5 separate regions of the Mus musculus genome follow, and regions 2, 3, 4 and 5 are each linked to region 1. A link is a loop called in an ENCODE intact Hi-C map of the cell type or tissue named here. Cell type or tissue: heart. All regions are shown on one strand. Links, peaks and the distances in the headings refer to the core of each region. The heading gives the core; the rest is flanking DNA.

Region 1 (5,869 bases), core at 532-5,531:
ACAAGAGAGCAAGGCAGGATGTAATAGGTCAGGGTGACAGCAGGGTTGAGTCATTCGCCTTCCAGCCCTGTAGCAGCGAAACTGATCACCCCTTTTGTCAAGTGGAGAAACCACGGCAAGTTCCTCCCATTGCACCCTGCACTCACCGAGGCGCCGTTGCAAACACGTCGGGGTGCAGCTCCGCCAGGCCGATGCGCTCCTGCTCAAAGCCTCGGAGAGACTCGACCCAGGCTTGCACCGGACGCCGGTGCACTGGGATCCGGAGCTCACACTTGCGCAAAACAGGATCTAGGAGACCTGGCGGGGGGTGACAAATGAGCGGTCAAGGGTCAGGATCAAAGCTCAGTACCTTCTGTGCTATCTCCCCCCACTCTGTGTGTCAAGGTCCCGGTCGTCTCACCAGCGCTATCTCGCGGCTCTGAAATCTCGGCCGGCCGCTCCGCGCCTTCCGCTAGAGAGTGGATGACCTGGAAAATGACAGGCGGGAGTTAGAGGTGCTCTCGGAGGTTCTCAACCTTTGACCTCCGGCCTTGACCTCAGCTCAGTGCCCTACCCGGGAGCCAGAGAGTCGAAGCGAGGCCCGGGAAGCGGCCTGGAACAACCGCAGCATCTCGGAGGACCTCTCGCAGCGCCGAGGTCGCTGCGGTACGGACGCTCGCGGCGGTGGCTGATGACGTCGTATGTGCGCCGGGTACGTCACGAAGGCGATTCCGCCGCCATCAGCGCCAGGTCCCGAAGCCTGAGGCTGTGGATCAGCTCCACTTGACAGCCGGAAGCCCCGACACCGGAGAGCCAGAGCCGGGTGCCGGGAAGCAAACCCCAGAGACGCGGTTCTCTTTTAACCAATGAACCTCAAGTATTGATGGAGGGTCCGCCCATACCTGGGCGGTACCTGGCTAATAAGCGTTTATCTTTTTTATTGAACGTGGATGAGCCTCCTGCTACACTGCGTATTTTGCCTACATTTTTTTCCTGTGTCTTTCTCTCCCTTTACCATTATTGATATGAATTGACTTTTGTCTTTTAGAGTAAGGGTCTCACTCCTGACTCACCCTATGCAGCGCAGGGCGACCTCGAACTCAGAGAGATCCACATGATTCTGATTCCTGAGTACTGAGACTAAAGATGTGTGCTGGGCTGGGCCGTGGTGTTGCATGATTTTAATTCTAGCACTCAGAAGCAACACTGCAATTCGAGGCCAGCCTGGTCTATATAGTACATAGTGACTTCAGAGTGAGACCCTGTCTGGAAATTAAGAAAAAAATTTTAAAGGTGTGTGCCATGTCCATGTCATGTGGCTATTTTTCGCTTTTTCAATATATATGTATTTTAATTTTTTACTTTTAAGAAATATTTTATTTATTTTATACATATAAGTGCTCTGTTTGCATGCCTGAAGAGAGCATCAGATCCCATTATAGGTGGCTATGAGCCACCATGTGGTTGCTGGGAATCGAACTCGGGAAGAGCAGACAGTGCTCTTAACCACAGAGCTATCTCTCCAGCTCCTATTTTAGTTTTCTTAATTTATTTTTGTGTTTGAGTGTGGAAGTAAGAAGACAACTCAAGGGAGTTGCGATTTCCTTTCACTCTGTGGATAGAACTCAGGCCATCCAGTTTGGTGGCAAGCCACCTAACCAGCTGAGCCATCTCAAACGCCATCCTATTCTTTTGTAAACAAGGCTTCTCTGTGTAGCCAAGGATGACCTTGAGTTCAGAGTCTCCCTGTCTGGCTTCCGGAGGTCTGGATTGCTGGTTGTCTGCACCGCTATGCTTACATGACCAGGTGAATCTAATTTTATCTGATCTTCCCTCCCCCTCTCTTTGGTGTGTGAAGGGGTCTGATTTGGCTGGCCTTGAACTCTGTGTAGTCAAGAGTAACCTTGAATTTCTGATTCTTTTTTTTTTTTTTTTTTTTTGAGACAGGGTTTCTCTGTGTAGCCCTGGCTGTCCTGGAACTCACTCTGTAGACCAGGCTGGCTTCGAACTCAGAAATCCGCCTGCCTCTGCCTCCCGAGTGCTGGGATTAAAGGCATGCGCCACCATGCCCGGCTGAATTTCTGATTCTTCTGCCCCCCACCTCAAGAGTCCTGAGATTATATGTATGTGCCACCATGCTGGTTTATTTAGTGCTAAAGATCAAGATGTTTGTGCAGTTTAGGTGCCCTAGCAGCTGAGCCATCTCTCCAGCCCCTATGGGGTTTATTTATTTGTTGAGAGAGAACTCCAGTATGTAATCTTGAAATCCTCCAGCCTCCTCTTTCCAGATGTGTTTGATTCTTTAAATGAAAGTCCTGCCAGAAAGCTTTCAGTATTTCTTAGATTCTCCAGGGCTGGCTATATCCCTCTGAAATCCCTCCTATCAGCCCTGTGTCCCTCCACTCACATCTAATCCAGGATCCTGCCCCCTGTCCTTCTAGGACTCTCCCAGGGCAGAGGGGAAAAAAAAATTACCTCATGAACAGATCCAGATCACCTCACTAAGAACCTCTCCAAAGATAATTGAAAGAGTTTATGGTTTGTCTCTGTTCCACACTTGACCTTCAGGGGGTGCTGAGAGCTTACACCTGGCTCACTGCCATCCACTATGAGGGCTGGACAGAGCTTGGACTCTGGTCTCTGAGCCAACCTCCTTTTCATCACCTGGATAATGGGAAAATTGTGATTCTTTTGTAAATGAGGAGTACAAAGGGTGGAATTCCTGGCTTGAGATGAAAATTCAGTAACCAGCATTATGGATTCTAATACTGAAGGAGCCTTGTGATCAAAGAGACAACAGAAGACCAAGGCAGGCCGGGCATGGTGGTACAAGCCTTTAATCCCAGCACTTAGGAGGCAGAGGCAGACCAAGGCAGGTGGTTCTTAGTGAGTTCAGGCAACCTTGGTCTACATAGTGAGTTCCAGGCTACACAGTGCCATAACTCACTGGTGGAGCAGACCCTGGAGAATGTAATTATTGGGCTAAATGCATATAGTTTTGTTGTTGTTGTTGTTGTCGTCGTCGTCGTCTTTGCATTTGTTATCAGTTTATGTATTTTCAGACATGTATTATGTAGCCCAGCCTAGCTTGGAACTCACTATGTAGCTGAGAATAACCATGAACCCTGATCTTCTGTCTCTGCCTTTCTCGTGCTAACATGACTGTCTTGTGGAACTATGTGCTGTTCGTGTAGTACTGAGGCTGGAGTCCAGGGCCTCCTGCTTGTTAGGCAAACACCCTATCCACTGAGCCCCAGCCTCACTGATATATTTTTGAACATTTCTAGGATATACTATTAGATTTACTAATTAACTATTAAACAGTGGTAGCCAAGTATACATGAGGCCCTTGGTTCTATCTCCAGCACCACAAAGAAAACAAGGATTTATTCTAACCAACAGTGCCTTTTCTATGTGCAGTTGAGAGTGGGCATACATATGCCAAGCTGCAGATGTGGAGGTCAGAAGGTGATGTTGAGTTGTTAGTCCTTTTCTTTCACTAGATAAGTTCCAGGGATCAAGCTCAGGTTGTTAGACTTGGTAGCAAGCACCTTTATCCACTGAGCCGTCTCATTGGCCCAAGAACCTAGTGTTTTGGGGGTTTGTTCTTACTGGTATTTGTTTGTTTATCTTTTTATTCATTCATTCATTTGTGTTGGGGGCACACATGTGGGTATGGAGATCAAAAGACCATTTGTGGGAATTGGTTCTCTCTTTCTCTCTCTCTCTTTCTTTTGTTTTTGTTTTTGTTTTTGGTTTTTTGAGACAGGGTTTCTCTGTATAGCCCTGGTTGTTCTGGAACTCACTTTGTAGACCAGGCTGGCCTCGAACTCTGAAATCCACCTGCCTCTGCTTCCCGAGTGCTGGGATTAAAGGTGTGCACCATCATGCCCGGCTTGGTATCCTAGGTCTTAAAGTCAGATGTGAAGCTTGGCAACAAGCATCTTTACCTGTGGAGTCCTCCTGACAAACCTGAAATCCAAGTCTTTGTAAGTGCAAAAAGTGGGCCTTACTACGTAGCTCTGGCTGGCCAATCTCAAACTCACAGAGATCCACTTGCCTCTTCTTCCTGAGTGCTGGGATTAAAGGCGTGCATCACCATGCCTGTCTGTATTCAGCTTTTATTTTCCTCACCAAAGAGAACATGTGTGTTTCCGTCTGGTCACTTACATTTAATATCGCCTACCATGTATAACAACAGGGCTGAATAACACTCCTTCTTTTCCCTTTCCTTTCAGGCTGTGGTCTGCTGAGAGACCCTTCTGTCTCTGCCTCTCAGGTGCTGGCATCCTTTCTCTAGTCCTTCTATTCTTAGTGTGTGAGTGGGTACGAGGGTGGACAGGAAACCTATGCACAAAGGTCAAAGTGAGTGTCCTGCTCTGTCCTCTCCACCTTAGCTAGTTTGTTTTTGTTTTTTGAGGCAATGTTTCTCTGTCCTGGAACTGCTCTGTAGACCAGGCTGGCCTTGAACTCACATCCTCCAGAGTGCCAGGATTAAAGGCATGCATCACCATTGCCCACTTTTTTTTCTACCTTAGTTTATGAAACCCAGGGTCTCTCAGTGAGTCTAGAGTTCTTGGATTCAGCCAGGCTGGCTGGCCAGTGAATCTGAGGGTCTTGGTTTGGCTTCCAGGTTGACTGGCCAGCTTCCCCAATGTTGGGACTACAAGCATTGCCACTGTGACTGGCCTTAGGGTTTACTATGTAGCCCAGGCTGGCCTCTTTTTTTTTTTTTTTAAGAAGCCATGCAGCATCTTTCCCCCTTTGTTCTATTTATTAAGTATACATCCAGGGGGCTAGAGAGATGGCTCATGGTTAAGAGCACTGACTGCTCTTCCGAAGATTCTGAGTTCAAATTCCAGCAACCACATGGTGGCTCACAACCACTTGTAATGAGATCTGATGCCCTCTTTTGCTGTGTCTGAAGACAGCTACAGTGTACTTAAGATATAATAATAAATAAATATTTTTAAAAAAAAATATACATCCAGTCTGCCTGCATGTATGCTTGCAAGCCAGAAGAGGGCACCAGATCTCATTATAGATGGCTATGAGCCACCATACAGTTAGTAGGAACTGAACTAAGGACTTTTGGAAGAACAGCCAGCTCACTCACACTCTCACACATTCTCTCTCTCTCTCCCTCTCCCTCTCCCTCTCCCTCTCCCTCTCCCTCTCCCTCTCCCTCTCCCTCTCTCTCTCTCTCTCTCTCTCTCTCCCTCTCTCTCTCCCTCTCCCTCTCTCTCTCTCCCTCTCTCTCTCTCTTTCAAGACATGGTTTCTCTGTGTAGCCCTGGCTGTCCTGGAACTCACTCTGTAGACCAGGCTGGCCTCCAACTCAGAAATCTCCCTGCCTCTGCCTCCCAAGAGCTGGGATTAAATGTGTGCACCACCACTGCCTGGCAGCAGCCAGTTCTCTTAGCCTCTGAGCCATCTGTCCAGCCTCCAGGCTGGGGCTCTTGATTATATTGCTCCTGTATTACCCTCTGGCATAACAGAGACTATGGGCCTCTAGAACCACACCCAATGTGCACATTTTCTTTATCCCTTCATCTGTCAAAGGACACCTCAGTTAACTCCACTTATTGGCTGGGATAAATATGAAAGGAACCTGGGAAAAGAGCTCAGTTGGTACAGTGCTTGTGGTTCAGTTGATCTAGTGCATATAACTTAGTTGGTGTAGTGCTTATAGCTCTTTTGACATGGTGCTTATCACTCAGTTGTCACAGTGTTTGTAGTTCAGTTGCTAGAGTGCTTGCCTAGCATGCGTGAAGCTCTGGGTTCAGTGCCCAGCACTGCATTAATTGGGTGTGTTGATACAGACTTGTTAATTCCAGAGGCAGAAGAAAAATGACCAGCCTTGGCTCTACATAGTGAATTACAGGCTAGTT
Region 2 (5,869 bases), core at 641-5,640, 85 kb after region 1:
TGTGTGCCATGACACCTGGCTTTTTTTCTTAATTTGATTACATTTACTCATGGATGCCGCAGCACGGTGTGTCAGGACAGGTCGTGTAAGTCGCCAATCTCCATCTCCCATGTTGGTCCCAGAGATCAACCTTTGGTCATCTGCCTTGGAAGCGAGCTTCTTTGTTTATCCACTGAGCCATCCCATCCTCCATGACTTAGTAAATCAAAAGTTGTGGTTGGTTGGTTTGTCTGTTTGTTTATTAAGGGTTGCTAGGGATGGAGCCCAGAGCCTGGTATCTCTTAAGTACACTTTGCACTGCTGACCCACACACCCTTAGTCCCAAGTAATTTTCATAGGAAGTCAGGGAGAGCCGCCACCCAGGTTAAATCTAGTGAGAGCCTTGGATGTGACTATCACCTGGGCTCCATCGCTTGCTTTCAGATTGAAGAGAATAGAACTTACTATCAGAAGGTGAGCATCGATGAGGAGATGCTAGAGGTGGGCGACTGCGTCTCGGTCATTCCAGATGATTCCTCCAAACCACTCTATCTAGCCAGGTATGCATGCCTGCCTTTTCTCTTGAACACCTCAAGTCCAACTTTGTCAGAACAGACCCCAGGTTCTGCTGGTTACATGAGACATTTCTTCCCCGTCCTGTCTTATGACTGCAGGGTCACAGCTCTGTGGGAAGACAAAAATGGTCAGATGATGTTCCATGCGCACTGGTTCTGCGCTGGGACAGACACAGTCCTGGGAGCCACCTCCGACCCCCTGGAACTGTTCCTGGTGGGCGAGTGCGAAAACATGCAGCTTTCCTACATCCACAGCAAGGTCAAGGTCATCTACAAAGCCCCTTCTGAAAACTGGGCCATGGAGGTGAGTTCCTCCTTTCGTCCCTATGTTCTGTCCCACCGTTAGAGCCGAGGCTGACACGAGTCTGTCTCCATAGGGAGGCACAGACCCTGAGACCACACTGCCTGGGGCTGAGGATGGCAAGACTTACTTCTTCCAGCTCTGGTACAACCAGGAGTACGCAAGGTTTGAATCCCCACCCAAGACCCAGCCGACCGAGGACAACAAGCACAAGTGAGTGTGGGAGCCAATAGCAGGCCTCCCCGTGCCCACCCTGCTCTGTGGCGTCAAGAAAGTTTTACTTCCCAGTTGTGCTCTTTGCTGACCAAAGAGGCCTAACATATGGAAATGTTTAAAATGTATGGACCGGTTGGAGGTTACCTTGAGCAAGGTGTGGCCTTCTGTTTAAAAATCCTCATTTGTGGTGCTGCGTTGTAGCCCTGGGCCTTGGACACGCTGGCAGAACACACCTCTGCTGTTCACAGCCTCGGCCTTGTTTCTAGTATTGATTTCTATCTTTGAGCTGTGGTCCCCAAGAGCTGTCTACAAAGTGCAGACATAAAGAAGGGGGGCAATTATCCAGATACCTGCAGATGTTCTTGGGTTTCAGTGGCTGCTCCTGCCACTTCAGAGCCTCGAGCTTTTCTGCTCTTGCCTTGGCTTCTGCAGGTTCTGCCTATCTTGTATCCGGCTGGCTGAGCTGAGACAAAAAGAAATGCCCAAGGTCCTGGAACAAATTGAGGAGGTGGATGGCCGGGTCTACTGCAGTTCCATCACCAAGAATGGTGTTGTCTACCGACTGGGTGACAGTGTGTACCTTCCTCCCGAGGCCTTTACTTTCAAGTGAGTGTCCCATGTCCCATACCAGTCAGCTGGCTTTGTGATATCCCAGCTGATCCTATAAGCCAGTGTTAGACCATCATTCTGGTTTCTAGTGAGAAGCCAATAACCTAATGACTGCATTTCAGTTTCAGAGCTATTAGCTATATTACTATAGCAAAGTACCTGATGTAGCTGAGTTGTAATATGGAAGCCATATTCTGGCTCATTTTGGAAGTTCCAGCACAAGCCTGAGGGTGACAGAGCTCGTGTCATCTGGTTAGGGAGTGAAGGAGAGAAGAGGTTCTGTTGCCACTGTCGCAGCCCCTTGAGGGCAACAGAGGGCGTATCTCCAGGGACATTCCTAGCCTTGTAAATGCTCATGGCTTGCTAATAGTGCAGCCCTGGGGACCTTTAGCACACTGCCTCGGGAGCCTTCTTTCTGCATCTGAGCTGTGAGTGTCGTGAGCCTGGGTGAGACCCACCATGCTGGACAGTCTGTTCCTCCCTCAGCTCAGCCTCTCAGCAGCCGGGAGGCCTCAGGCTTGGGTTTCTCCCTGCAGTCTTTTTCCTGAAGCTGATGGGGTCTTGTCTGCCAGGACTCGAAGCCTGTTGAAGATGCAGTGCTCTACCCACGGTCTGGCAAATGAGATCTTTTACTGTGGACAGGATACCTCAGACTCCACGTGTTGGATGTTGGGACATCATCACCTTCACTCTCCATCCACTTTGTCCTCAACACTAGCAAAAGTTGGAATTGCCGTTTGTGTTTACCAAACTATACCTCAGGATCTAGACTTGAGGACCCATTTTCCTCGTGCCCAGTGGGACCTTAACCCCCAAATTCAGCTTAGTCGTTTGACCCATGGAACTGAGGCATTGGGTGGGGCCTCTGTGCTACTGGTGTTAGGTGTTTTACCAGTCTAGTACTGCTTGTCTTTGGTGCCCTCTATAGGTTGCCCCCTGTAAAGTTCCGTGCCAGGTAGAGGCACAGCATGGAGGTCACACACAGTTCTCAGAGGGGCCTCTGGGACTAGAGCAGACTGTAGAGCCCAGATAAGAAAGTCAAGGCAACTGCTACCCAGAGTGGGCAGCCAGCTTTGTCATAAGTTAGACCAAGTTCAGGCTTTCTCAGGGTCCATCCTTCACCATCACATTTACAGCCTTACATCTGTTCTCCATAGTCCAGGAAGTGAAAGTCGTGTCCAAGCGGAAAGCATCCACACCCACCTGAGCTCTGGGAATTGGGTGGCATGAGATTTTTTTTGCGTTATCTTTCCTTGACGGTACTTGGATGTGACGAGGAATCGGCTCACTCCAACCAATCATCTAGGCTCTAGCCCCAAGCTCAGTTGTACCCTTTACTATTCCTCTCTGCAGCATCAAAGTGGCTAGCCCCGTGAAACGCCCAAAGAAGGATCCTGTGAACGAGACCCTGTACCCTGAGCACTACCGCAAGTATTCTGACTACATCAAGGGGAGCAACCTGGATGCTCCAGAGCCCTATCGCATCGGTCGGATAAAAGAGATCCACTGTGGCAAGAAGAAAGGCAAGGTCAACGAGGCAGACATCAAGCTGAGGCTCTACAAGTTCTACAGGTGGGCGTGGGCTCTGCCTGCCCAGAGGCCTTCCAGGAGGCTCTGCTGGTGGGGGTGGCTGCTTCTGGTTATCCTGAGGGCACGAGTGTGTTTGCAGAGCTGGAGCTTTTCAGGCATTCCTAGTTGTAGACCAGTGGGGAACCTATGTCTGACAAGGACCAAGAGCTGGTGTCAATGACTGTGTCCTGATTTGTCTGGGTCCTCCTTCCCAAACCACAGTCCCTTTCTCTGCTCTTGCATCGCCCTCCCTGAGCCTGCTCTGCACCTTCCTTGCTGGTTCTGGAGTTTGTTTTCCAGTCCTTGGCTTGACTCAACACTCCCCTACACACACACACACACACACACACACTCCCCTACGCACGCACGCACACGCGCGCTCACACACACACACACACACACACACACACACATCTTATACCTTTGTGCATTTGTGGGTGCTTTCTGCTTCTTTGATTGTGAATGGGTGTTAACTGGTTGACAAAGGCAGTTCGATCCCTAGGGTTTGAGGCTAGCTTGGTCTACATAGTGAGTTCAAGGATAGCCAGAGCTACAGAGAAACAAAACAGAACTGGGTTTCATTCTGGAGTTCAGGCTCCCCTAAAACATACTCTGTGGTCCACTCCTGCCTTAATACTATATTGATCCTCCTGCCTCAGCCCTCACTGTCTTTCCCTTGTAAAAATCCTGTAGCTGGAAGTGATGAGGGGCTTCTGTGAAAGAAAACTACCAGGTAGACCAGCCAGCACAGCTGGAACGTGAGACCAGCCAGCACAGCTGGAACCTGAGATCCTTGTCTGTGCATCCCAAGGGTTGGATAGCAGGCACCTGCTACTACACCTGATTTTCCTAGAGTCTTTGTAATAATGGGTGTGGTAAACAAAAGAGCAGGGCACCCAGCATTGATGGGTGGGATGAAGGCAGAGAGTACACCAGTCCCTGGTGGTGCCCAGGAATCCTATTCCTGCTGTGGTATTGGGGCCAAGTAAGGGTTGGTGGCCACCAAGCTGACTGGACTGGGATGTGGTCTTTTCTATGGTGCAGTTTGGTTGAGCATCCTCAAACCAAAATACTGAAAATTCTACAACTGATCTCTTCTTACAGGCTGCCACAGGTGTACTTAATGCTACGTAGAGACCAGAGAGATGGCTCAGTGCTTAAGATTTGATGTTTGTTTTCTAGCACCCAGATAGATGGTGGCCACGGTCATCTGTAACTCCAAATTCCACAGGACCTGCTGCCATTCTCTGCCCTCCGTGGGCATTGTACACACCTGTAGCCATACATACACGGACGGAAATTACCCATTCACACTAAATAAAAATGAATAAATAGTTTTTAAATGCTGCCTGAAGTGACCTGGGTGACGGGGATGGTAGCTGATGTCTGTGATCCTGGTAGTTGAAGTGCTGTGGCAGGAGGATCACTGAGTTGGAGGTCGGCTTGGGCAGCAGAGCAAGACACTCTCAACAAATAAAAGGCCTTGAAGCTGTGGTGTGAGGTGTACAAGACTAATAAGATTCCTGTTCTCAGACTCGGCTCTCAGTTGCTGGTCCAGGCATTTCAGAGGAGGGTGCTCGGCCGGGGATTATAAATCTGTGGTAAAGTAGTATTCCCCTGGTATCCTCCTCACAGGCCTGAGAATACCCACAGGTCCTACAACGGATCCTATCACACTGACATCAACATGCTTTACTGGAGCGACGAGGAAGCTGTGGTGAACTTCAGCGACGTGCAGGGCCGCTGTACCGTGGAGTACGGGGAAGACCTACTTGAGAGCATCCAGGATTATTCACAAGGGGGCCCTGACCGCTTCTACTTCCTCGAGGTGGAGCCAAGCTTCAGGGGCAAATGTGCAGGAGCAGGGTGCCCAAGACAGTGGCTCGGGCTGGGGCAGGGCTCAGTGAGACAGGGCCTTTGTTCAGCAGACGCTAGGCTAATCCTGGGTGTGTCTTTCGACAGGAGAAGCTAAGGAGGCAGCTAATTCATGTGTAGATCTGTTTTTTATTTTGTTTTTTTTTAGTGAATTTTTAAAAAAATTTTTATTTTCATGAGAATTAATTGGTATTTTGCCCACATGATATATGTCTGTGTGATGGCATCAGATCCTTGAAACTGGAGTTCAAGACAATTGTGAGCTACCGTGTGGGTGCTAGGAATTGATCCTGGGTCCTTAGAGAGAGCAGCTGCTACCTCATCTCCCCAGAGCTGTCTGTTTGGTCTTTTGAGATAGGGTCTCACTGTATAGCCCTAGAGTTCTGTATGCAGATTAGGTTGACCTTGAACTGACAGAAATTCTCCTGTCTCCTCCAAGTGCTGGAATTAAGACTTGTACTCACAAGTCTTAATTCCAGCACCTCCCCCACCTCCAATTGAGTCTTAGGTGTGGGATTTTGGCTTTTAAAGGAAAGAGTGCAGCTGGGGATATGGCTTGATCTGTAGAGTTCCTGCCTAGCACACATGAAGCCCTGGGCTGGGTTCCCACACGGCATAAACTGGCCGTGATGCCCAGCGAGCGGGCGGTGGAGGCGGTGTTGGGCATTGACACAGAGAGAGGTAGTGGCTAGCAGGCCAATTGTTAACATGTAAGGTGTTGGGGCTGAGCTGCACATCCTTGCTC
Region 3 (5,869 bases), core at 388-5,387, 140 kb before region 1:
ATGTGCTACATAACTGATGACCTTTGCTCCTGACCCTCCTGCTGCCACTTCCTAATTGGTGGGATCACAAGTGTGTACCACCATATCTGCTTGTCTGTGGTGCTGGAATGGTAGAGTCTCAGAACACTGGGCAATTGCTGCACCCGCTGAGTCACATGCTAGCTTCTGCAGTTCTATATTACCAGTCCTGGGTGGAGTGGGTGCTGAGCAGCCTTGAAGGAGGTGCAGGGGACACTGGGCATCATGCTGCTGGCATGGCCTCATCTGCTGTCCTCCCTCTCTCCACAGGATGCCAAGTATCACATGCAGCGTTGCATCGATTCTGGCCTCTGGGTCCCCAACTCCAAGTCTGGTGAGGCCAAGGAGGGGGAGGAGGCGGGCCCCGGGGACCCATTGCTGGAAGCCGTCCCCAAAGCGGGCAACGAGAAAGACGTCAGTGCGTGACCCTTCTCCGGAAAAGGAAACTTAGCCACCATGTCCCTAGCTCCCAACTTCTTCACTTGTGCTGCTCCTCACATCCTGGCCCATGGCCTGCCCCGTGTCCCCTCTCCTCCCACCTGTCCCCAGCGCTCATCAGACTCTCTGCTTCGGGTTGAGGGGCTCTGCTGTCTGCAGCCTCCTACCCCCATCAGCGTTATGCCAAAGTCCTGGGGGCCTGGGGAGGGGCAGCAGTTGCCAGGTTGGTCCACCGGGTTGGGGATACAAATGTCCCCATCTAGGCAAGGTCTGTCCCTATGGGTCTATGGTCACTGTTTTTCTTCTGTCTAGCTTCCTGTCCTGCAACTGGCAACAATGTCCAATAAACAGTTCCAGGTGCTGGAGGCCGCTGGTTCAGTGCTGTTTGAGGCAGAGGGTGAACCTAGGTGGGGAGAACTGGAGTGCTAACAGCCATCCATGCCTTTGCCCTGTCCTCACCCTTCAGAAGTCCTAGGCCTTCTGTGTCTCTCCAACTGTCTGTCTCAGCCTCCCCTAACTCCTCCCTCTGTCTCCCCTCTCCCCCTAGCACTCCATGGAGACAAGAGGACACGAGTTTGAGGGTAACCTGGGCATGAGATATATGTGGCCTTTCACACTAGACTTTGCCTCTGCTAGGGGAACATCTTATTCTAAATTTTTATTTGTGTGTGTGTACGCTCGCACGCCCGAATGTCTTTTTGAGATAGGTTTTGTATGTATCTTTGGCTGTTTGGGAACACACTATATAGACCAGGCTGGCCTCAAACTCAGATATCCACGTGCCACTCACTACCTCTTGAGTGCTGGCATCAAAAGCATGAGCCACTCCTGGCTTAAAATTTAATTTATGTGTATGAGTGTTCTGTACGTGTACATGTAGTGGCTGCAGAGGCCAGAATCTCTTAGAACTGTAGTTCCCAGTGGCCCTCAGTCCACCATGTGGCTACTTGGAGTGAACACAGTGTCCTCTGCAACATTGAGTCTTTTCTCCAGTCCTGGGGAGCAACTTTGAGGATTTCTCCTGTTAGAAAGAATGTAGCCTGGGGCTCTGGCTAGAGTTTAGTGGCAGAGCTTGGCTTAGCGTGGTTTCAGTTCCAGCAATGTTTGTTTTTTGTTTTTTGTTTGTTTTTTTTTTTTAAAGCACATGTATCATTCTGAAGAATGAATGAAACAGAAGGGTCATGTGTTCAAGGCCGGGCTAGGCTGACCAGTGAGTCACTGTCTCGGTGAAAATGAATTAAAGGACTTAGTTTACAGAGTGTTTGCCTAGCATTCAGGAAGCTCTGGCTTCTAGCCCTACCCTGCATAAACTGGGTGTGGTGCCACATCTGCAAATCCCAGGCCCAAAGTTGGATTTAATTCTGGAGTTAAGGGTGGTGGACTGAGAGGATAGCTCTCGATACAGAGGCCTGAGAAGACCTCAGTTTAGATACCAGCACCAAAATGCTGGACATGGCCGTGTGCACTTCCTGTAACCTCGGTGTCTTTGGAGATAAGACCGTGTCCCTGGGGCTTGGTGGCTGCAGGTCTTGTTTCAGATTGAGAGACTGTGAGTAGGAATAACATGAAGCATGATAGAGCAGGCCACTGGGCATCCTCTGGGTCCTACGGTACACAGGCACAGTACACATGCCTAATGCCGATGGCACACACAAAGCACATGGTTGTCCAGTCTGGGCTACGCGTGAGAAAGTAAACTTGCATGACCTGGTGAGATGGCTCAGCCGTGAAAGGCACTAGCCACCAAGCTTGGCAGTTTTAATTCCTACAGCATGCTACCTGCTGTCAGGAGAGAGCCAACTCAGCATACTACAGAAGAGTGTAACCTAAAACATAAAGTTAATAAGCAAATGAACAAACATGCAAAAATGGTGCAGTGAGCTGCATCAGTTGAAATCAGCCAAAGGCAAGATTCTGACCCTTCATCCATCCCCCTTTTAGGGCATTGTCCTCTGGGAACTGCTTCTCACTCAGGACCCAGCTCAGCCTTTGGAAGACAGCAAGCAGCTGATCTCCAAAATCTGAGGCAAGGCTAGTCTACATGGTGACTTGCAGGCCAGCCAGGGCTGCACAGTGAGATCCTATCTCAGGGAACAACAGAATGAAAAAACATTTTAACCAGCCCTAGCTCGGTGCAGTGCACCTCCCAGACATGTTCCTGGGAGCTCTCTGAACCTCTCACCTTTCACACTAGCCGCAGGACTGCCTCACCGGTGTGGTATGACCTGTAGACTACCAGGCACTATGAGCCTTTCCTTCCCTTCTCCCCTGAGACTCCCACAGCACTGGGAAAGGGGACTGGAGCACGCACAGTAGGCCCACAGAAAAGATTTGCAGAATGGCCAGAATGCTCTTGTGTCCAAGTGTCTATCCACCAGAGGGCAGGAGTGAGCCACAAATCTTTACAAGCCCAGTATTCTTTAGTTGAAAGGTAGGTCTGTAACTCAGTTCCAGGTGATCCAAACACATGGGGTGTGTGTGTGTGTGTGTGTGTGTGTGTGTAACTCAGTTCCAGGTGATCCAAACACATGGGGTGTGTGTGTGTGTGTGTGTGTGTGTGTGTGTGTACTTTAAGGTCATGAGCCATGATGTGGTTGCTGGGAATTGAGCTCTTTTGGGATAGCAATCAGTGCTCTTGACCACAGTAATTCCTCCAGCTCGTGATTTTTGAGATTAAGTCTCACTGTAGCACAGGCTACTCTGGAATTTGTGACAGTCAACCTACCTCAGTCTGCCTAGTGCTGTGATGAACATAGGTTGTGAGTTACTTTGACAGTCTGGTTTGGTTATATTTTTAACTCATTGAGTTGTCTCATAGCTGATTACGGAGTACATGTCTATAATCCCAGCACTTGGGAGGCTGAGGCACAAGTATGGACCGAGTTCAGCCTAGGCTATCTTGTCTCAGTGTGCTTTGTTTTGTTTTTTCATAACAAAATAGTTCCACAAATAGGTCTAAAATTTTTATTGATATACTTATTGTGTAGACATTGAAAAGCAGCTGGAGTTTCTGTGTCTACACTCTGTGGGAACTGGAGCTAGAACTAAGTATTGATGTCAGTAATGGTGGCAAGTGTCATTATCCGCTGAGCCATCTCAGCAGCTCATTGTAGAGGGATGCCCATTAGCTGCTTGGGCTGTCAGGAAGTCTCTGGTGGCTTCCTGTCCCCACCCCCCTAGGCTCCTAGACACATTGAACCGGGTCCTCGATTGCAGGGAAATGCAAGCCCTTTGCTTTCATTTTTACCAGCTCAGTTGATGACCCTACATACGGAGAAGTAAAACAGCTACAAAGCTACGTGGGGGTGGGGGTGTCGCAGAAACAGAGTGGCATCTGTGGGCTGTCATCTTTTGCCACCCTATTTCTGTAGTTTTTCCTTTCTCTGCCATGGTTGACACAGTTTCTAGAGAATACTGCTACACACATGTACAGCAGGACATGGAACCTTCTTTGAAAGTCTCCCAGCAAGTCACCTTGCAGTCCTCAGGAGAGAGGGGCCTGACTGTTCCCTGACCTCCCATTCAGAAGACAACAGACTTTGTTTTCAATTCTTTATCTTGGCTTTTCCCAGGTCTGGTGGGAACTTTAGGGAAGCCCTTCCCCCAAAGACCTGCCTTGCTTAGGGGAATCCCCTCATTTCTGAAACCTGTTCCAGCTGTCCTGGGTTTGTCCCTCTTCGTATGGAAAGTCCCCATTGGGGAAACCCCTTGGGTATTCCTGCTGAGTAATGGACAGGTTTAGGGTGCAGAAGTTCTACAAGACCTCTGGGTCAGAAGAACAAACACAGGCCTTCCCAGTAGCCTCAGGTAGCTGGTTTCTCTCTCCACTGTTCAATGTGGGATGTCTGTCCTGCTGTGAATGAACTGGCAGACTTGGGCTGGCACTCATATCTGTACTTCCAACATCTGGAAAGCTGAGACAGCAGAAGGGCTTTGAGTCTGAGGTCAGCCCAGGCTAAAGTGAACTCCACAGACCCTGCCCATCTTTCAAAAGAATATGAAAACAAAACCAAACAGAAACAGGGGGGAGGGGGAGGGGGAGGGGGAGAAGCCCAGTCAGCCCAGAAGAGCTCAGTCTGCAAAGAACTGTAAAGGAAGTGAGGTTTGAGCCTCGGAACCTACACAAAAGCAGAAGGGTGCTGCATGCTCATTAGCCCGGTAGCCATTGGAGCCTGCGGCCATCTTGCCTATCCAAATGGGATGTTACAGGCCAATGAGACCTTGTCTCGGACAAAACCAAACCAAGGTGGATGGCAGTTAAGGAATGACAGTTAAGGTTTTTCCCCTGGCCTCCACAACTGTGTACATGTATGTGCCTAAATGTCACACACAAATAAAACAGAATAAACCAGAGGCAGGTAGATTTCTATTTGAGGCCAGGCTGGTCTACCAAATGAGTTCCAGAATAGCCAGAGCTCCAGAGAGAAACCCTGTCTTGAAAAACCAAAAATAGAAAAAGCCAAGCCTTGGGACCTTTGGAGAATGCCAAACTCTGGCTACCCCGGCTCGTGACTCAGCATCCCCTGGGGGGGAAAGAGCTGTTGTTTATTATTACTGTGATTATTAGGGCCATTATTGTTATGAGTCACCCAGTTTGAAGTGCTGGGTACAGGATCCAGGCCCTCTATTTCAGCTTCCGAACTCCAGAGGGACTCCACCCATCTGAGCCGGCTCTTGAATTTGGCACAGTCCTCTTCCTGCTATTGAACTCTTGTGGCCTGGGCAGTGGCAGAGGAGACTGTTTTAGTTATTTTCATTGCGGTGAAGAGACACCATGACCAAGGCAATTTATAAAAGAACACATTTATTTGGGGATCAGAATTGCAGAGAATTAGAGTCCTTTATCATGGTGGGGAGCATGGCAGCAGGCAGGCACGCGAATGGAGAAGTAGATGAGATGACACCCTGAACCACAAGCAGGAGGCATAGAAAAGAGAACTGGGAATACCTTGGCCCTTTGAAGTCTCAAACCCATCCACCCTCAGTGACAACACCTCCAACAAGGGCACATCTCCTGACCCTTTCCAAACAGATATGCCAAGTGGAAACCAAGATTCAAATATATGAGTCTGTGGGGCCCACTCATTCGAGCCACCACAGAGTGTCAGCAGGGAAAGACAGCTGGCCCTTTGAAAGCAGAGAGAGAGCAGCCTGGCCTCCAGCTCAGACCACTCGGTGTCTGCCCACTGGGCATGTGCCCTCCCTGGTGGGTCTCACATTCTAGACCAGTGAAGATGGAAGTACAGAACCTCAAAGAGCTGAGTGATGTGCTCATCCAGTATAGACAGTGCCCCAGGTCCCATCCCAGCACACACACACACACACACACACACACACACACACACACGCACCACGCACCACGCACGCACGCACGCATGCACACATGCGCCCTGGCCAGAGTGGAGGGAAGAGG
Region 4 (5,869 bases), core at 596-5,595, 99 kb after region 1:
AACTCCATCCCACAGTTACCTGGCAACAGCCAGGTAGGCCTGACCCACTATAAAGGGGGCTACTTGCCCCCTCCTCCCTCTCTTGCTCTCTTGACCTCTTGCTCTTCCCTTCCTGCTCCCGCTCTGTACCCTCCCTCCACATGGTCATGGCCAACCTCTATTCCTCCCTTTCTCTGTCTCCCTCTCTCTGCCTCTACTACCCTCTTAACTCCCCTCCCCATGCCCTGAATAAATTCTATACAGTTGTGTGACTGGTCCCTCAGCGGGAAGAGATGCCTTGACATGGGCCCACTGAGACACCCTCTTCCCCTATACCTCACTGCACCTCCATAGAACATATCCCCCTTCTTTTTATAAACACATCAACTTGTTCTACGTACCCTGAGCAACCTTGAGCAATGCCTACCTACCTCCACTGTCCAGGCCAGGCGTTCTCTCGTTCTCACTTGTTGCACAGGCTGGCCTTGAACTTACTGTCATCTGGCTGCCTTGGCTTCCTGAGTGCTGGGGTCATTGGTGTGAGACTGACCTGAGACAGTTTATGCTAGTTGTTTTGAGACACGTCTCATTTTGTAGCTCAGGCTAGCCCTGAGCTCATTTATGTATCCTAGGCTGTATGCAGGTGTGAGGCACTATTTCCAGCTGCATTATCTGTTTCAAGGGATTCGTCTAGTATATGCCAAAGGGCTGGGCGAAACAGCACTGTGTTTCTTTTAAAGGCAAATACCTAGAAGTGGGTGGAATGCCACAGGATCTGAGAGATCCATCAAATCCCTGGTAAATGCTGCAGAATTACATTGGTTTTGAGATAGTCTTCTGTATGGCCTGGACCGTTCTCAGACTCGTGTAGCTGAGGCTAGTCTCGACCTCCTGCCCCCCCCCCCCCCCTTCTCAAGTACCAAACTAACAACCCTGCCTCTCCACCCCCACCACACATTCACACCCAGCCTCTAGAGGAGTGAAAGGGAGCCAGCATAGAGGCAAAAAACTCAAGCCTCAGATCTGCCTCCTGAGGGGTAGTGCATGGCGCCAGGCTGAAGGGGAGTTTGAGCCACAGTGAAGGGAAAAGCTTCAGTAATGACATGATGCTCGGGGACAGGGCAAGGGCCACAGCAACACCTGCAGCCAAGCTTAATGTGTGAGTTAGATCCCTTGAGCCCAAATGATGGAAGATGAGAACCAATACCTGAAGGTTATTTTCTGATCTCCACTAACCAACCACACAAAGTAAATCATTTTAAAGATTTATTTCTTTATTTTATGTATATGAGTACACACCAGAAGAGGGCATCAGATCCCATTACAGATGGTTGTGAGCCACCATGTGGTTGCTGGGAATTGAACTCAGGGCCTCTGGAAGAGCAGTCAGTGCTCTTAACCACCGAGCCATCTCTCCAGCCCCACAAAATAAATTTTAAAAAAATTTTTTTTTTGAGACAGGGTTTCTCTCTGTAGCCCTGGCTGTCCTAGAATTCACTTTGTAGACCGGGCTGACCTCAAACTCAGAAATCCGCCTGCCTCTGCCTCCCAAATGCTGGGATTAAAAGGTGTGTGCCACCACTGCCCGGCTTAAAAAATGTTTTAAAAACGTGTTTTAAGGGTCAGGCATAGCAGACGCCCCTGATTCCTACACTGTGGAGGCAGAGGAATGTGGATCATCACTGTGAGTTCAAGGCCAGCCTGGTCTACACAGTGATCTCTTGCTTTGTTTTGCTTTTCAACTACTGAAGGACTGAGCATGGTGGCTCATGCCTTAATCCCCAAACTGGAGAAGCAGTTGATCTCTGTGAGTTAGAGGCCAGCCTGGTCTAAATAGCCAGTCCCCAGACAGGCGGGAGATAGACACCGTCTCCAAAAGAAAACAGTCAAAAGCCAACTGTGGGAGCCATGGGTTGCAAGCCTCCTCCGTGCAGTGCTCCTCCATGGCCTCTGCTTCAGGCTTTAAGTTCCTGCCCTGGCTTCGTTCAGCATAGCACTACAAGCTGTAAGATAAAATGAGCCCTTTCCTCCCTAAGTTGCGTTTGGTCATGGTGCTTATCACAGCAAGAAAAATCTGCCTAAGACGGCTTGCCCAGCGTGCACTGGGGCTCAGCATGCACTGGGCTCCACTTGTAACATGAAATAAACCAGCCGGGACAATGTTTGCCTGCCATCCTAGCACTGGGGAGGTGGAAGTAGGAGGAGCAGTAGCTTGAAGTCGTCCTCAGTTGCGTAGCGAGTTTGAGGCCAGCCAGAGCTACACAAGACTGCTCCCCAGAGAAGGAGCAACACTACTTATTTATCTATGGGTTTTCACTGTGCAGTGCAAGCGGCCTCTGGAGGCTCCCGGCTCCTACCCGAGCTGATGACAGGTATCCGCAGCTCCTCCCCTCCACTGCACAGCCTTCTAACTGTCAAGTCTTTGCATACAAATTGCCACCTGTCAAACTACTAGGTTCCAAGGAGAAATCCTATCAGTATTTTAATTTTGTACCTTTAAAAACCACCTGGCCGTTTTTCTTTTCTTTTTCTTTTCTTTTTCATTACAAACAGGATGTTACTGTGTAAGCCAGGCTGGCCTTGATCTTGAGGTGGCACTCCTGCCTCAGCCATGTGTGTGTCCCCAGTGGGTCCTTTCTAAAAGGTAGCTTTGCAGCTGGGGTTCTTTCCTTGGTCCCCAACCTCCTTCCTTCTCACTGTCCTACTCTGCCCTCTAGTGACAACTGCAACAAGTTTTTTTCACAAGAAAACACAGGCACCCCAGGAAACCTTACTTAAAGTGACCGTGTTCTCCAGCCGGGAGGACGGAGACCTGGAACTAACTCTTCAGTCTGTTCTTTGTTTGTTACTTGACTCACGACCCCACTCTATTTCCTCATTCCCAGCTGAGTTCAAACTCTCGGATTTTCTGCCTATGCCTTCCTAGCACTGAAACTGACCATTTTGTTTATTGTGTCCTTAGAGAGAACAACAGTAAAAACCAAATGTAAGTTAGTTAACCAATTTCCTTTTAAGGCCATACCATCCTTAGATGTTGCCTGACCTCCTCTGATTCTATTACATTTTGTGTGTGTGTGTGTGTGTGTGTGTGATTTTTCAAGACAGGGTTTCTCTGTGTAGCCCTGGCTGTCCTGGAACTCACTTTGTAGACCAGGCTGGCCTCAAACTCAGAAATTTGCCTGCCTCTGCCTCCCGAGTGCTGAGATTAAAGGTGTGCACCACCACGCCCGACCCATTACATTTTTATGAAGCGTTGTCCTTCTTAGCCCCGAGGCCTGGCTGGGAGCTGGGAGCAGGGACATTCAGCCTCTGGACTGAATCCTGAAGAGTCTCACAGGATTTCTTCAAGGTCGAAGTCCATCTAGAAAGCAGCTATTCATTCTGATGTTCACCCTAGATCCTCTGATTCTACAGGGGTCCCACTACGATGCAGTGTGTGAGAACAGGCCACAGCATAAGTGTGGGGCTCAGGGTACAACCTGCTAGAGTTAGTCCTCTCCTTCCCTCAGATGGGTCCTAGGGTTGAACTCCAGGCAGCAGGCTTGTGGAGAGTGCCTTCACCCACTGAGCCATCTTGCCAGCTTAAGATACAAGTTCTAAGTGTTAGGAGTATAGGTCAGTATTAGTGTGCCCAACTCCCTGCTTTCCGTTCCCCACCAGCATCCCAAACAGACACATGGACTTGGAGTGGATGTTCCTACGGCAGAGAATCTGATATAACCTCCACTTACTTGACAGGAGCTTAGCACTGGAGAGAGTTTAAGGTGGCAGGAATAGAGCTTGCAACGTTTTTGCAGCTAAGGAGGTACTGGGACCTAGGTAAAATATTAAGGCCTAGATAAAATGTCAAGGCCTAGGTAGCCTACTTGGCTAGCCTACCATTATAAGGAAACTTTCTCATATGTTTCTGCTGTTACTAGGAAACTTTCTAATGCCAAAACTGATTACATATTCTGTTATGCCCTGTGCCCTTGGAAACCAATCATGATAGAAGTTAGTAGAACTTTTTTGAATAGTTACCCATAATAAGCTTTGACCTGAACCAACCACCCAGCAGCACTTACTAGCCATATATAAATTTTTATGGTATTTGTCTGTATAAGCTGTCCCTGGGATGGACTCCAACATAAGAGAGAAATCTCTGGCCTGGAGAGATGGCTCAGTGGTTAAGAGCTCTTCTAGAGGTCCTGAGTTCAATTCCCAGCAACCACATGGTGGCTCACAACCATCTGTAATAGGATTTGATGCCCTCTTCTGGTGTGTCTTCAGACAGCTCAAGTTTATATAAATAAAATAAATAGATGAGAGAGAGAACTGCACCAATATAAGAAACCCTTTGGAATAAGACTTCCATTTTGAGTAATGACTGAGTAAAGTTTAAGTTCCCAAGACCTCCCTGGAAACTGGCATCCTACTTGGCAGAAAGACATGTGCGTGGGTAACTGACAACCTGGTTGGCACATTGAGACATGAATGTTCAACAAGGAAAGTCTCTTGCCACCGTTGAATACCCAACCAATGGGAGCAGGATACGTGTAAGGCAAAACCATGTTCCCAGGTAAACCCCCCATTTCTGAATCCTGATTGGTGATGTGACTTGGCCCAGATGTTTGTGGATTTGAGGCTTAAAAACCCTGCAGGATCTTAAGTCAGGGTCACAGTTCAGGTCCTGAATCTGGACTGTGGCCCTGGTTAACCAGTCCTGACATGTATGCTCAATAAAGTGCCTCTCTCTGACTGAGACTGGGGCTCGTGTGGTCTGTGAGGGGACTCCTGGACCACAGCAGGAGGCTGGCTGCCAAGCCTGAAGGCCTGAGATCAATCCCAAGACCCACATAGTGGAAGGAGAGACTGTCTGCAAAGTGTCCCCTGACCTCCATGTGTGCTATGTATGCACAAGCATGCTGTCTTCAAATAATACAAACGCACAACAAGGTTGTAGGATAAACCCTAGCATGCTACACAGCAAAGGAGGCACAGGAGACCAGGTGGCCTCTTATTCAAAGAAAGGACGTCTTAGCACAGGACAAAAGGGTTTGGTCTGAGTCTGTTTCTTCTTCAACAAACCAGAATCCTGGTATCCTCTAAACGATGTGGGGCGAGGGCATTCTTGATACACGTGCTTTTCAGCCAAGCTTGTTGGCACACAATTATAGCCCCAGCTATTTGTGAATTCCTTGCGTTTAGGAGTTCAGGGGCAAGCCTGGGGAACAAAGCAAGACACCTTTAGTTTTGGAGACAGAGTCGCATGGAGCGCAGGCTAGTCTGGAATCCACGAGGTAGCTGAAAATGGCCTTTAACTCATAATTTTCCAGCTTCCACCTCCAGCACTGCGATTACTGATGGCTGAAAACTAATTCTCCGGGAAGAGGGAGAGAACGAATCAGTTCCGGGTGTGGCGATTTCATGTTCATATTCCCAGCACGGACGAGAGTAAGGTGGAAAGACAGCTATGAATTCAAGGCCACCCTGGGAATACTGCTCGTGAGCCTGTACTTTCAGCCTTTTGGAGTTGAGACAGGATTGTGAGGCTATCCTATCTATAGAGTGAGACACTCACGTCTAGCCCCATTACCCAAAGGGGGAAAAAAAAAGTTTAAAAAGTTCTTTGAAGCTTTTTTTTGGACCCCTTTTCCAGGTTGGATCTCAGCGCTTTGCGGTGCGCGAGAGCCGCGTGTCCACCTTTGTCCGCAGGGAGGCGCTGTGCTCACCGCGGTCTGGCCGCTCTAGGCTGCGGCCGCGGCACCGGAAGCCTCTTCTACTCCGGCTTCCTGTCTTTACCCGGGCTGGGAGCTGCGTGGAGTTAAGACTTCGAGATGCCGACTGGCGACTTTGAGTATGCGTGGGGTGGCGATGGGGTCGCCGGGGAGGCCGCGTGGGGGCTGCTCTG
Region 5 (5,869 bases), core at 606-5,605, 48 kb after region 1:
GTTCTGGGTAGAAACGATGGAAGCCCTGGGGCACTTGAAATGGTAAGTGGTCAATGGAGCCATGCCCAGTGGAGGGCGTGTGTGCCCAGCTAGCGTTCTGCAGATGGGACAAATGCTTGCTTGATTCTTTTTATTATATATATATATATATATATATATATATATATATATATATATATATATTTAAATCTGGTGTAGGAAGGTTCCTAACATGTACTGTGGTGCATGTGTGGAAGTCAGGACAGCTTGGAGACGGTCCTCTCCTTCCCCCTCCGCCATGCAGCTCAGGACATCAGGATGGGGTGGCAGCTTGGCCATCCTGCCAGCCCAGATTCCACACTTTTCATTCTCCTCTAGGCAGGAGTTGCTAATGAAGCAGCTGTCCCTGGAAGCTGGCTGGGAATCTGGCTGGTGAGGGCCAGGTTCAATGTTAGCATCCCTAGTATGCATGGGCCTCACTCCCAGGACCCTGCTCCTTGACTGGAAGCAACTGAACAAGAAACCTGCCCATCTGTGCCCTTCCTTTCTTTCCAAAGTGGTTTCTGGGTGGCAGGGCTAGGTTCTGGCTGATTGAAGGCTTCCCTCTGAGATTACTGGTTACCCTACTCTGCCCTTCTATCTTTCCTCCTTTTCCCAGTGGTGTCCCTGTGGCCTATGATAGGCTGAGCATCTTGTCAAACCTACAATCCGAAATTGCCCATTGCACTTGAGGAGGCACTGAAGTAGATATATATTCCTGGTCCCTGGAGTCTGTCTCTGTCTCTGTGTCTGTCTGTCTCTCTGTGTCTGTCTGTCTCTCTGTGTCTGTCTGTCTCTCTGTGTCTGTCTGTCTCTCTGTGTCTGTCTGTCTCTGTCTCTCTCGTACTGCTTGCTCTCTTTGGGTCTATTTCCCTCTGTATCTGTTTGTCTGACTCTTTTTTTTGTTTGTTTTTGTTTTTCGAGACAGGGTTTCTCTGTGTAGCCCTGGCTGTCCTGGAACTCACTCTGTAGACCAGGCTGGCCTTGAACTCAGAAATCCGCCTGCCGCTGCCTCCCAAGTGCTAGGATTAAAGGTGTGCACCACTACCGCTGGGCTCTTCTCTCCTTTCTTCTCCCTGTCTTTCTCTGTCTGTGTCTCTGTCTGTCTGTCTATCTGTCTGTCTGTCTGTCTCTCCTTTAGACAAGGTCCTGAATCTCACTATGTAATGAGGCTGGCTCCAATCTCCCAATCTTCCTGCATTAGATGCTAAGTGCTAGAATAGATGTCTTTTATCATGCCTGCCTCAGGATTTTTTTTTTTTTTTTATTTTATGTATATGAGTACACTGTTGCTGTCTTCAGAGACACCAGAAGAGGGCATCAAATCCCCATTACAGATGGTTGTGAGCCACCATGTGGTTGCTGGGAATTGAACTCAGGACCTCTGGAAGAGCAGTCAGTGCTCTTAACTACTGAGCCATCTCTCCATCCCCAGTGCCTCAGGATTTTTAAAGTTAGGTTTGTTGGGAAAAGTTCTTTAACAATTTCACATTTGTGTACATGTGCGTGGGTATGTGATGTCAACTTACACACATGGTCAGAGGGAGACTACTTCTGGCTCAGTTCTCTCAGCTGTCTTTCTGGTCCTCGGTCATTCTTTTATTCATCTGGTGCTAGGGATGACTCCCAAGGCTTCTGCTGTGAGGTTAATATTCTGCTGTTGAACTGTATATTCTAAATCCTTCCATACCATGTGGAAGGTAAATAGAAAATATCATTTCTCTGCGATCTGCTTTTTTTTTTTTTATTAAACCCAGATGGCAGAAGTGGTTCCTGGCCTTACCACTATACTACTTCATTGGTATATTGGTCCAGTTCACTTCTGAATTATCTTTTTAAGGAGGTGATTTCAGCTCTGATAGATGAAGCCACTGAGGAAGAGTCCAGATGGTGTGCTCATGGTCGTTTTAGAGGACAAGGGGGTGAAGATGGGGTTAGACGGGAGGCCTTTTGTTTAAGGGTTCATGTATTTCTTACCAAAATGGTAACAAAAGATGAGCAGAAGGGGAGGGGGATAGAGTTATGCCTATAGTTTCTCCTTCTGAAGATGTAAGTTCCAGAAATATGGATCATGGACATATAGTTAGACACTACAGAACCACACATTTCATCTTCCAGTGAAGATGGTAGTTACAGTGGGGCATACCCATAAATCCATCACTCAAGACCAGAGAGAGGCAGGAGGTCTGAACTTTAAGATCAACCATATTATCTATTGTATAGATAGTAAAGTCAAGCCTATCTTGGGTTAAAAAATTGTTGGTGCATTTAAGAGCAGTGTCCACAGCGGCCTTCCCCTGGAAGTGGAGTTACAGGGCTTCGAGTGGCTGGATGTGGGTGGGTGCTCTCCAGGGAGGAAGCTAGCCACTGCGCAGACAAGCCCACTTTTGTTTGTTTTGTTTTGAGACTGGCTTTCTCTGTGTGGCTCTGGCTGTCCTAGAACTCCACTGTATAGACTTGGCTGACCTCAAACTGAGATCTGCCTGCCTCTGCCTCCTTAGTGTAAGGGACTGCAGGCATGCGCCACCACCGCCTACCTTTTTCCTTTTTCAAGAAGATTTTGTTTTTAGACCAGGCTCAATACACAGAGATCCTCTGGCTTTTGCATTCTGAGTGCTGGAATCAAATGCATGCATGCCACAGCCTCTGCCAGACTCAAAAGATTTTTTTTTTTTTAAAGTTGTGTTTGTGCATGTGAGTGCAATGCCCATAGAGGCCAGAAGAGGCTGTAGGACCCCCTGGAAGTGGAATTACAGGGGCTTGGAGCGGCTGGATGCGGGTGCTGGCAAGCAAACCAGAGTCATCCTCTGCAAGAGCAGCACTACCTGCTCTCAAGTGCCGAGCCACCTCTTCAGGCAAGGGGGAGGTGGGTGGCGCCAGTCGCAGCACGGACGAGCCCACTATAGCCAGGAGGTGTGGGTGCCTCCGTTGCGCGCATGCGCACTCCCTTCGGGCATAGCATGGTCTTCCCCCACTCTCTTGCCCTGTGTGGTACATGCTGCTTCCGCTTGCGCCGCCCCCTCCCAATTGGTTTCCGCGCGCGCGAAAAAGCCGGGGTCTCGTTCAGAGCTGTTCTGTCGTCTGCAACCTGCAAGATGCCAGCGCGAACAGCTCCAGCCCGAGTGCCTGCGCTTGCCTCCCCGGCAGGCTCGCTCCCGGACCATGTCCGCAGGCGGTAGGTGCCACGCAGGGTGGGGGTGAGGGGCGGGACCGATGCCGAGGCATATATTGGGGGTATCTCCGGGTGGCCCTGCGGCCGCTGACAGCCAGGGCGCGCATGCGCGGGGCAGCGTTTGGCGCGGGCTGTGCTTCCTGTCGCGCGTGCCCTTAGCTGTTGGCGCCAAAATGGGTGGGGGCCGGGGTGCTGGCAAGCCCATTGACTGGGAGCTTGAGGGAGCAAGGGGATCAGCCCTCTGAAATAGAACAAGCTTGGGGACACCCTCAGGGGTTCCCCTCTTTGGTCAGCCAGGCTCCTGGGTGTGCAGGAAGTGCCCCTCTCCCGGCCTGTGGACACCCTGAAGCCCCCACTCCGCTCCAGCCTCCACTTCCGGTGCCCTGCAGATCCCGCCGCGCCCACCCGAGGGTCCCTCCGCCGGTTCCCCTGGCCCTGGTTCAGAAGGGCCCTCCTTCCCAGCCCCGCTGTCAAGTCCTAGGACCTTTTCTCTCTCATCCTGCCGGGCCGGGCCTGGGCAGCTTGAAGCCCTCGTGGGATTTTGTTTTGTTTTCATCCTAACGTAAAGGAGCTCCTGCGATCCTGGAGCTATCAAAGAGACTCTGCCTGGAAAGAGCTGGTGCTGCAGAATGGGCCCTCCACTTTGGCAGTGACATAACTCTGTCCCGAGATCCCAGAGCAATCGAGGAAACCTTTAACTCCATTCAAAGTGTTTATCAGGGGGAAGGAAAGATGAATGGTAGTGAGATGTCTCGGCCCCCGCCCTATTATTTTAGCCCCTGTAAACCAGTTCTTTCGGTCCTGGCGCCATCGAGGAAGCTTTTTACATTGTCCAGTGTTTATTTCGAGGAGTGAGGGATGGCAGGTAAAGTCCCCCATTTCAGTGCATATGAATCCCCCCTCTCCCCCCCCCCTCCCCAAGCAATCAAGGAAGACCTGGGTAATGGGCCCTCCACTAGTACCTTCCACGCCTCCATGAGGACGGCTGTGTGCAAGGATTGGCGGGAACACTGGATCCCGCTTCCTGTTCCAGAAGGGCATCGTCAATCCGTTCATTCCTGAAAGCTTGTCCCGCGCGTCATTGAGCATTAGTCATAGGTGCCCTGCTAGTGCTGGACACATCCCAACCCGATTCTGAGTCTGCTTTTGCTATCCCGGGGGTTAGTTTACTGGGGTGATGCCAGGCCGATTCCCATTTGAGCTTTGGGGGATAAAGTGGGAGAAGCGGCTGAATTCCCCTTGTCAAACACCCCTGCCCCCAGCTCGCCCCCAGGGTTGGACCTGAAGCTCTGTACTGAGCTACACCTTCAGCCCTTTCACTTGTATTGGAGACTGGCCTGGGATTCTCTCTCTCTCTCTCTGCCTGTGTCTTCTCAGTGCTGGGATTACTGACATGTGCCATCATGATGGTTTGGGTTCGTTTTTTGAATGCTTGTTTTTTGATTGTATAGGCATAAAAATCTGAAGCCTTTGTGAGACACCTCAACAGATTTCTTTTTACTACCAAAAAATACATACATAATTAAAGTATTTGGTTTTTTAAAGTTAGACAGTCTGTAACCTGCCTTTCTGTCTTTTGTCTTTCCTGTTCTCGGGTTGGTTGGTTTACCTGTGTATGCTTTGTTTTCATTTCCAGGAAGGGATTCCTGTAGGCCAAGCTAGCCTCCGGCTGGCCGTCTAACCCAGGCTAGCCTTGGTCTTTTGTATCTACCCAAGTGCTGGGATTACAGGAATGTGACACTGTGCCTAGCTTAGCTTTTCTTGATTTAGAAAAACTTACTAGCAAAATATCTACAGTATGAGATTTGAGAGGTACCTGCATTTGGGAGGATAGTCCAGGAGCTGAGTAGGCCTCGAGGTAGCTTCCGTCCATGCTGCTATTCTGTATTTAAATGGCAGTTTGTTTAAATAGAAGTGTGCATAGTTCCTCTGGATATATAAAATATAGTATCTTCAACATTTGGATTGTAAGTCTTTAAGTGTGTATGTGGGTCTATGCTACAGCTTGTGTGGCAGTCAGGACCCCTTGCAGGAACTGGCCTTTCCACAAGATTCTGGGTATGGGAACTCAGACCATCAAGCTTGGTAGCATTCCTCTTATCTCACCAGCCCCAGACTGACAGTTTCTCTGAAATATAGTAAACCTTGTGTCATTCAAAAATCAAATCATGCTTTTTAGTGAGATGTTGTGGCCATGGCCTGTAACATCAGGAGGCAGGAGCAGGAGGGTCACAAGTTAGAATTCAACTAAGGTCTCATTTCAGACATTCACACCTTGCAAGGTGAGGGATTTCTTTTCCTGAGCAGGGGGTGTCCTTTCCATAGCTGAGATTCCTTGGTTGGCATGGGTTTTTCATTTCTTTCAGTTTTTTTAAATTAAAACTTGTTTTCCAGGCACGGTTTCTGTGTAGTTCATCTGGTCTTGATCTTGCCACGCTCGTGCCTCTGGAGTGATGCGTGTTACATGCTTGGCTTGCTTTTAACTTATTTTTTGTTAAACCTGTGTATAAGTGGTGTGTGTGATATACATATATACACATATATATGTACATATACACGAAGGTATGTGTTAGGGGACAGCTTTTTAATTTTCTGTGCATATGCACCACAGTGGCATATAGAGGTCTTCGTGGCAGTTAGGGGTCTTTGTGGTGTTTATTACTCTCTCACCTCTATGTG

Evidence for each region. A loop is a pair of places that touch in the nucleus more often than their neighbours do. Peaks named below come from ENCODE experiments on the same cell type or tissue, not always from the same donor. Only the 100,000 strongest peaks of a DNase experiment are listed, where the experiment ranks them.
Region 2: it touches region 1 in a loop (3-fold over the local background); 33 of 42 quality-filtered maps call a loop at or near these places.
Region 3: a loop joins it to region 1, with 2.8 times the contacts of the local background. A loop is called at or near these places in 10 of 42 quality-filtered maps.
Region 4: it touches region 1 in a loop (3-fold over the local background); 37 of 42 quality-filtered maps call a loop at or near these places.
Region 5: a loop joins it to region 1, with 2.8 times the contacts of the local background. A loop is called at or near these places in 16 of 42 quality-filtered maps.

Annotation. Positions count from the first base shown.
Region 1 is chr9:20,997,682-21,003,550 of GRCm38, reverse strand. It overlaps Mrpl4 (mitochondrial ribosomal protein L4), which reads right to left and starts at 814. Exons shown (of 9, transcript NM_023167.2): 1 at 554-814; 2 at 401-467; 3 at 147-297. The coding sequence starts at 610. In heart, for the core only: CTCF peaks have their summits at 2,537 and 4,992 (motif pointing right); a DNase peak (open chromatin) is centred at 680; H3K4me3 peaks cover 761 bases; H3K27ac peaks cover 674 bases.
Region 2 is chr9:20,913,105-20,918,973 of GRCm38, reverse strand. Dnmt1 (DNA methyltransferase (cytosine-5) 1) reads left to right here. Exons shown (of 39, transcript NM_001199431.1): 24 at 424-539; 25 at 654-858; 26 at 932-1,068; 27 at 1,504-1,677; 28 at 3,034-3,252; 29 at 4,885-5,077. It overlaps Mir7081 (microRNA 7081), which reads left to right and starts at 4,810; the gene lies at 4,810-4,884. In heart, for the core only: a CTCF peak has its summit at 2,610 (motif pointing left); no DNase peak of the experiment used is centred there.
Region 3 is chr9:21,134,383-21,140,251 of GRCm38, reverse strand. It overlaps Cdc37 (cell division cycle 37), which reads left to right. Exons shown (of 8, transcript NM_001378796.1): 8 at 289-821. The coding sequence ends at 444. Among named protein-coding and RNA genes, the nearest start is that of Tyk2, 6.0 kb to the right of the region's middle. In heart, for the core only: CTCF peaks have their summits at 2,606, 2,807 (motif pointing right) and 5,104; DNase peaks (open chromatin) are centred at 2,690, 3,621 and 5,141.
Region 4 is chr9:20,898,490-20,904,358 of GRCm38, reverse strand. Eif3g (eukaryotic translation initiation factor 3, subunit G) reads left to right here and starts at 5,769. Exons shown (of 11, transcript NM_016876.3): 1 at 5,769-5,815. The coding sequence starts at 5,796. In heart, for the core only: a CTCF peak has its summit at 2,693 (motif pointing left); a DNase peak (open chromatin) is centred at 2,708; H3K4me3 peaks cover 1,114 bases; H3K27ac peaks cover 1,185 bases.
Region 5 is chr9:20,950,032-20,955,900 of GRCm38, reverse strand. It overlaps Dnmt1 (DNA methyltransferase (cytosine-5) 1), which reads left to right and starts at 2,922. Exons shown (of 39, transcript NM_001199431.1): 1 at 2,922-3,193. The coding sequence starts at 3,114. In heart, for the core only: a CTCF peak has its summit at 2,739; DNase peaks (open chromatin) are centred at 2,960, 3,310 and 4,270; H3K4me3 peaks cover 2,697 bases; H3K27ac peaks cover 2,319 bases.